Linked DNA regions of Mus musculus: all the other regions are linked to region 2. Evidence: chromatin loops called from intact Hi-C (ENCODE). Cell type or tissue: left cerebral cortex. All regions are shown on one strand.

What was found. Hi-C counts contacts between places; a loop is a spot of excess contacts. Peaks named below come from ENCODE experiments on the same cell type or tissue, not always from the same donor. Only the 100,000 strongest peaks of a DNase experiment are listed, where the experiment ranks them.
Region 1: it touches region 2 in a loop (1.9-fold over the local background); 5 of 42 quality-filtered maps call a loop at or near these places.
Region 3: a loop joins it to region 2, with 2.5 times the contacts of the local background. A loop is called at or near these places in 5 of 42 quality-filtered maps.

The regions. Positions count from the first base shown.
Region 1 is chr6:92,587,835-92,590,334 of GRCm38, forward strand. All of the region lies in intron 2 of Prickle2 (prickle planar cell polarity protein 2), which reads right to left. Among named protein-coding and RNA genes, the nearest start is that of Prickle2, 120 kb to the right of the region's middle. In left cerebral cortex, no CTCF peak of the experiment used is centred here; DNase peaks (open chromatin) are centred at 1,324, 1,752 and 2,152; H3K27ac peaks cover 1,291 bases.
Region 2 is chr6:92,533,425-92,535,924 of GRCm38, forward strand. All of the region lies in intron 2 of Prickle2 (prickle planar cell polarity protein 2), which reads right to left. Among named protein-coding and RNA genes, the nearest start is that of Gm38862, 130 kb to the left of the region's middle. In left cerebral cortex, a CTCF peak has its summit at 1,292; DNase peaks (open chromatin) are centred at 66, 440, 1,511 and 1,913; H3K4me3 peaks cover 2,058 bases; H3K27ac peaks cover 1,671 bases.
Region 3 is chr6:92,604,023-92,606,522 of GRCm38, forward strand. The region is part of intron 2 of Prickle2 (prickle planar cell polarity protein 2); the gene reads right to left. Among named protein-coding and RNA genes, the nearest start is that of Prickle2, 100 kb to the right of the region's middle. In left cerebral cortex, no CTCF peak of the experiment used is centred here; DNase peaks (open chromatin) are centred at 1,416 and 1,918; H3K27ac peaks cover 1,148 bases.

The DNA of each region.
Region 1 (2,500 bases), 54 kb after region 2:
CTCGTCTATAGAGTGAGTTCCAGGACAGCCGGGGCTACACAGAGAAACCCTGTCTCAAAACAAAACAAAACAAAACAAAAAAACAACAAAACAAAAACAAAAACAAAACAAAACCAAACAAACAAAAAAGAAGTTTGCCTTTATCCATACCTATAGAAGGTGTTTGAGGCCAGCCTCAGCTGCATAAGATCCTGCTTCAAATTTTAAAATAGAGGGAAAATACTGGGGAGAACAAAGTACAGACGTACCTTTCTTTACATGGCACCCAAATCATTGGCTCTATTTCCACTCAGTAGCCCTTTGCTTCCTGTCTTAGTTACAGTTTTACTGCTGTGAACAGACACCATGACCAAGGCAACTCTTATAATGATAACATTTAATTGGGGCTGGCTTACAGGTTCAAAGGTTCAGTCCATTATGATCAAGGCAGGAGCATGGCAGCATCCAGACAGGCATGGCACAGGAGAAGCTGAGAGTTCTATATCTTCATCTGAAGGCCACTAGAAGACTGTCTTTCAGGCAGCTAGGAGACAGGTCTCAAAGCCCACCCCCCTCCCCCAAAGGGACACATCGCTCCAACAAGACCATATCTCCTAATAGTGCCACTCCCTGGGCCAAGCATATTCAAACCACCACACTTCCCCTTAGGCTTGAAGGATAGTTTTCTTAACTTAGAAGTTGTTGTAAATCAAAACCTTACAGAACTCCAAGTACAGAAGTCAAGAAGCATTTGTTATCAGAACACGTAAAGTCCATATACAACTCAGTAATAAAAGTAGCCTAATTTAAAAATTGACAAAGGTGTTTCTCCTTTGGAGAAACAATAATAGCCAACAAATATGTGAAAACCTTCGGTATGATTAGCCACCAGGGGAATATCAATCAAAACCACGAGCAATGCCACTTTTCATCAGTTGGAATATCTCTAATCAAAGGACAGAAGACAGCAAGAGCTGATGAAAATATGAGAAAATCAGACCCTTCCCATGGTGTTCAGGGAATGTGAAATGGTGCAGCTGCCTTGGAAAGCAGCTGGACAGTCCTGCAAAGTTACCAAAGGGTTGTCATAGCACCCACTGATTGCACCCCTAACCAAGTACTGTGGCAAGTGAAAACCACAGCCACAGGAAAGCTTGTAGGCCCATGTTCATGGTAGAGTTTATGCCAATGGCAAAAGGTGTTCCACCTATACTACATGCATACAGGAGGGAATGATTTAATTTCAGCCACACAAAGAAATGATGTGTTAATCTGTGAAGTCACATAGGGGAAACTGGACATACCGAGGGAAAGAAGCCAATCATGAGAGCTACAAGTTGTTCATGAACAACCTATGGAGACAGAAGTGAAGCGGCAGCCATGGGGCTTTAAGGGAAGAGAAAAGTGGGTAGCAGCAGCTGACAGGTGTGTAGTATCTCTGTAAGATGAGGGGATGTTCTCAAATTAGGCTTTGGGGTTTCACAACCTTGTAAATATGTTTAAAACATCGGACTTACACTGCATGGGTGGATTTTATGCTATGTGAATTAAAACTTAATAAAGACATCTTAAACACACAGAGAGAGAGAGAGAGAGAGAGAGAGAGAGAGAGAGAGAGAGAGAGAGAGAGAGAGAGAGAGAGAGAGAGAAAGAGAGAACGAACAATTTGCCTACCCCCAGCATCAGTCAGCATCAAGACACGTTGAGTTCCTTCCTCCCACACAGGGAACATAAGTGTAAGGTTCTGACTAATCAGCCAGTACCACGTTGTCTCTGGGCAATGATCACACTCACAGGAGCAGGCTGGAAGCTGCTCTCTGAGGAAGCTGGTTTCAGGAGCATCTGTTTCCCTAGAATTGGGAATTGTAAAATGAAGAGAGCATCCATATATTCAAAGGGACATACAATGCTTTGTGCACTGTAGAGGAGAAAGGGGGAAAGAAGCAAGGAAGTAAGGAGCAGAGGCATGTTGATGTTAGGTACTCCAGCTTGTCCAGCATCCTGTTATACTCTGAAAGCATCATAAATTTCTGATTCCCCCACCACAAATACTCATTCTCTGGGCTTCTGTCCAATTGGTTTGGGTAGGGCTGACCTCTGCTCTAACAGAGCAGGCTTTCAGCAAATTGCATTGCCTTCCTCAGTGGGTAAACCTTGTCTCAGTGTCTGAATAGTTTGCTAGGAGAAGGGCCTCCCCACAAAGAAGAGACAGTTCAACTGACGGGCCACCGGGCTAACTGTAGATTTAGACTTGCCAGCTTCCACAGCTGCATTAGTTGTTTTCTTAAAACACATCTCTTGACACAAACAGCTGTGGATCTACCCTCTTGGTAGTTTTCTGAGAGCCTTAATACACAGTGGGATGGTGATCCCAAAGTAACCACTGGCCTTTAGAGCTTCAGGTGGAAAAATACATGTGTTTGCATTCCTTCACTCAACCCTTCCGACTGCATGCCAGATCCTATGTGAATCCTATTTCCATTGGCTTAATCCACATCTAATTCACTCTTTCCAATAAGTG
Region 2 (2,500 bases):
GCAGGGAACCCAAAGTATACAAATGATTCATGCCACCTAAACAATTTCGAATACAAGCCAGCCTACCAAAAGAAGGCTGCTGAAGCCAAAAATAATTTAATATGGGAGGAAATGGAATTTGGCAATCCATGCATCAGACGTTACTCCAATTTTGGAAGGCACGTCTTCCAGCTGCTTCCTCTTTAAAAAAGGAAAATAACATAAATAAACTCTGACCCTTTGTATTACCTTTGGACATATTGCTCAGGTACAAACAAGAGAACAGATCGGAGGTGAGGAGCTGCCTGAACGCATCTTTTAAATCTAATCTACCCAGAGAACCTCCATCTCTCACCATTAACTTGGCTTCATTTTTCCAGGGTGCAGTTGCCCAAGCCCTGGAGGCTGGAAGCACTGCAGGCTTTATTATTCCCTGACTCTGAGTCAGCTAACAGGGTGTATGAGATGCTCTGGGCAAACAGGACTGAGCTCCCCATTTCTGCACACACACACACACACACACACACACACACACACACACACCACTTGTAGACAGCTAGGAAGGGTAGGAGGAGGGGGCCGGCCCCTTCTACCTGGATTCAGAGAGAATACATGTACAAATCTACAGTTGATTAATGCTGTACAGCCACACCAAGGTGCCAGGAGAAGAATTTTTAAGGTCCTAGCAATACTTTCACTTTTAGGGACTGTAAGCCCCAGGCATAAAGGTATGTGGAAAGGCATAAATAATACTGTAAAGGTGATTTAAGAATGTGCCTGCCTGTTTAAAGGAGCAAGTTGTAAGTCGTTAGCAGTACATACATTTGAAAGTATTTAAAAGAAAGGGAATTATGAGCAAATAAAATACTATTTAAAAATTAAATACCAAATTAAGCCCCCTTCCCCCAACACACACCAAGTCCTAAAGTAATGGTAACTCTTTCTGGGGATCTTATTAGTCTCAGTGTTGGTTAACAGAGTGACTGTAGGAATGGTGGTGGAAGCGCAGTGGTCCCCAGGGTCCCCTGGGCAGAGTACAACACTCAGCTTTTGGGTGGAGGACACTTCTCCTCTCCCCTCCCCTCTACTCTTTCGCCAAGTCACTTTCTTATTGCTAGGTTCCTTCTTGTCCAGGGGAAGACCCTGGGGCTAGAGCCTCTGCTCATGCATCCTGTCTTTATTATTCCCCTATGCCGGAGAGGATCCACTTACCAGGCTGTCTTGCTTGATCCGCTGGCTGGTCACCACTTCGTCTCCACCCCTGGGAAACTGCAGATAGGCAGAAGAACCACTAGGGACCAGCGACAGGGGCAGAGGCTAAGGGTCCCCAGGGGATGTTGGCCGCCAAGGGTGCAGAGCCTGAGAGGGCTCTGCAGGGACTGCTGGTGAGAGTGAGGACATTCCCGGGACAGCAGCTGCTCAGGGAGCAGCCCTGGATTCTGAAAATTTCCAGCTCCTGGGAGAGAAGGTCTCCAGACTGCTTCTGGGCAGCTTAAAGGGACTCTGCCCCACCTCCTACAGACGCTCATTGGTGAAACTTCCCAGCTGCGGGCCAATCATAAGCCTGTTCCCAAATTGAGATTTAAATCGAAGGGAACTACTGCTTTAAAATTAGAAAGAACCTATGAGCACTCAAACACCGTAGTGAAGCAGGACAGAGGCATCAAGGGCCCAAGCGTGCTTAGGTAGCAGAAGAGGCCAGCTGGCTGGCAGAGCAAGTGAGAAGGAAAGAGGACAGAAATACTGGACCAAGTTCCCCACTCCTCCTGACTACTACAATGTACAACGTACATGCCTTTCCTTTGGGGAAGGAAGCAGTGTGCTCCCAAGTATCTGCTCAGTCTGCTTACTAGTTCTCTATACAATTTCACTTTTTTTCGTGGCATTGCACCAAGGATGAAAGCTTTACATCCATCAACCAGATGCTTCACTCTTTCCCTGTAACACGGTGAGCTACACGTCCTGAGGACATCAGTGGGTGCACGGAGAGATGACTCAAACCCCAGGAGCTGCCTTGACTACAGGGCTTAACTAGAGAATCTAAGAGAGGAGATTAGGTCTGAACACTGGTTTTACTTCCGAGAAAATGGACCCTTGTAAGATAAAAGGAAATAAGGATCGATTGCTGGCAGGACAGCCGTGCTAGGTCATAGGATGATCAATGAAAGATAAAGTCCTTGACCACGAGGAACTCACAGTAGAGTAGAATGATGCGGAATGGGGTGGAAAACAGAGAGATAAATAAGGAATCATATTAAAAGATGCTCAAGGCAAGGCATCTTATATAGGGATAGGTGGATTTGCTATAAAATGAAAGTAACTGAAAACCATTATTCCACAAGGGACCTTGGTACACAAATCATGCTATAACCATATAATGGGATGCTATATAGCTATGAGAAAAAAAGAAGCAGAGCTAAAACCAATAATGTTAAGTGAACTTCAAATGAACTGTGTTTTATATATATGCATATATACACAAACATATATATATATGTATATATACATATTTCAGAGAGTG
Region 3 (2,500 bases), 71 kb after region 2:
TGACTATAGAGAGTTCAAATGTTAGAGACCAGAAACAAAATTGCCTTGAACTCTCTTTAGCCCTGTTGAAAGCCACTCATTGCTCACCTTAACATCCTTGTGACTATTAAACCCTTTAAAATGCATTTTTAAAGTGTGTGTGTATGTATATATATATATGTATATATGTATGTGTAATACACACACACACACACACACACACACACACACACACACATATGTGTGTGTGTGTGTGTTTTGCCTGCATGTATGTGCACCACATTGGTGCCTAGTGCCCATGGAGACCAAAAAGAATGCATTGGATTCCCTGGAACTAAAGCTACAGAAGGTTATGAGCTGCCATTTGGGTGCTAGGAACTGAACCCAGGTCCTCTGGAAGAGCAGCAAGTGCTCTTAATCACTGAGCCATCTTTCTAGCCCTAAACTGGATTAATTCCAAACCTAAGAATGTCAACTATATAGTGGCATATAGTCTCCACGAATGTAACTGGTGAATGCCTTGATTTCTGAATTTCTGTGTTCTATAATTAATAAAGTCTCATATAAACACTTCCATAGTGAACATGGTATTTGGGGTCATCTGAATCTCTGTTTCAGGGGCGTGGCCACTCATACTTGGCTCCAGAATAAACTCTCTCTTAGTCCCTTTAAGGTGAGAGCTGTGCTTGCATTGAGAAGGGGGAAAGAAAGCTTTCAAATACCGAGTTTAACATGAATACATCTGTTCCCTGTGCACTTTCTAAACTTTAAATGTTGCAAGTTCTTCCCAAACTTCTAGTTAAAAGAAAAACATAAGGTTAATAGCTCCGACACTCACCACCTCCCTCAGGCAAAAGACCCAGGCAGACTAGTACACACATAAACAGATGATGCACTGAGCACCTTGCTCTAATTTCAGTTGTATATAGATTTCTCCTCAAGTATCTACAAATGCGTTGCTTTGTTCTGTGGCCACTTCAGACCTGCAGCCATCCCTTCATGGTTACAGTTGGTTTGTGTTTTAGACTTACAAAGATCTAAACGACAGCTGACAATGTGTAAACAGCACAAGATCTGGAGGAGTTCATTCATTTGAACACCAGAGACACTGTCCATAAACTAGGAAATAAAAGGCCATAAAATTTTTATCATGCTAAAGTTTCATGGCTCTTGTGAGTTAAATGAAAATATTAGTGAAGGCTTTATAATGAGGCCTACTTGTGCTCGGGGTAGGGTGGGGTGGAGTGGGGGTGTAATTCTTCCTCCCACTTGGTGTTCCAAATGACTTCCTAATTCCTCTGCTTCTGGGCTAACCACCCCCACCCCACTCTCTTCCTAAGAACCAAATGCATCTCAGCCTGTTCCCAGGGCTGTGGCAGAAGGGAGCCCTCCTGTGAGGCTGGGACCACCCACAAACAGTTGGCTCCCTATGGACAGGAAAACCCAGAGCACACAGGGAACATGCTGCCTGTTTCTGAAAATGGGCAGGTCACTTGAGTTGAGGCAGTCAGCTCTCCCAGTCGTAGTGCACAGCCCTCTCTTACAATGGCCACTTTACATGGCCAGAGTTCATGCTACCTAGAATAGCTGTTCCCATGCTTGGCTTACCAGAGCACAACTGCTTATATAGATTAATAAACTAAACAGACACCCTGGATATACCTCCACAGAAGTCTGGACACAGCAGGGCCTGCCTAGCCAGGTCACTGCAAATTTGCATTCAGAGAAGTTTCCCAGATAATGTGGATGACAGCCAGGACCGAGGACCACTAGTAAAGGAAGGAACTCCTGGAAGGGAGATGAAGTGGACATGTGAGGAGCGACATGTTGTTCAACACCAGCAGTATAGGATTCTTTCTGCGTACCTTTGGAAAGAGAATATGCATCCTAGGGAACATGAAGTCGGCCAGAATGTAATTTTTTTTATTTTATTTTAAGCCAAGTCTTAGAAGTGAATAAGCTTGGCTTCTGGAACTGGCAGACCCAAATTCTAGTTCTTCCTCTGCTACAGGGAGCTGGGGAGGCTCAATAAAATCCGAGCTTCGGTTTCCTCCAGTGGCAGGTAAGGATGGTGAAGAAGGAACAGGATGGTAACAAGGATAACCACTCTCGCATCAGCTGCTGTTCTAACAATACAGACATCGGTTTTCTGGGATGCTGTATGAAGTCGTACTTCATACACTTAGAACACTACTTTATGTCTTTTCTTTGGTCAAAAGGACAACTGTTCCTATTATCTGTTAAGCAGAATTGATAAGTTCTAAGTAGCTTCAACCAGTAGCATCCTGGCCACACAGCCTCACCCACCTTGCCCTAATTTGATAGTACCCTTGCAATGCAGGCCTTTAGGTTCAGGCATGGACAGCCTGGTTCAAATAAAACTGTATGCACGGAAGAAAACACTTTCGTGACAGACCTGAGATGTAGTGCTTCAGATTGAATTCATTTTTCCAACCAATTACTTAACAGGTTGATACTAAGACATTTAGGATAAAGAAAGGAGGCAAGAGAAAGCTCAAGG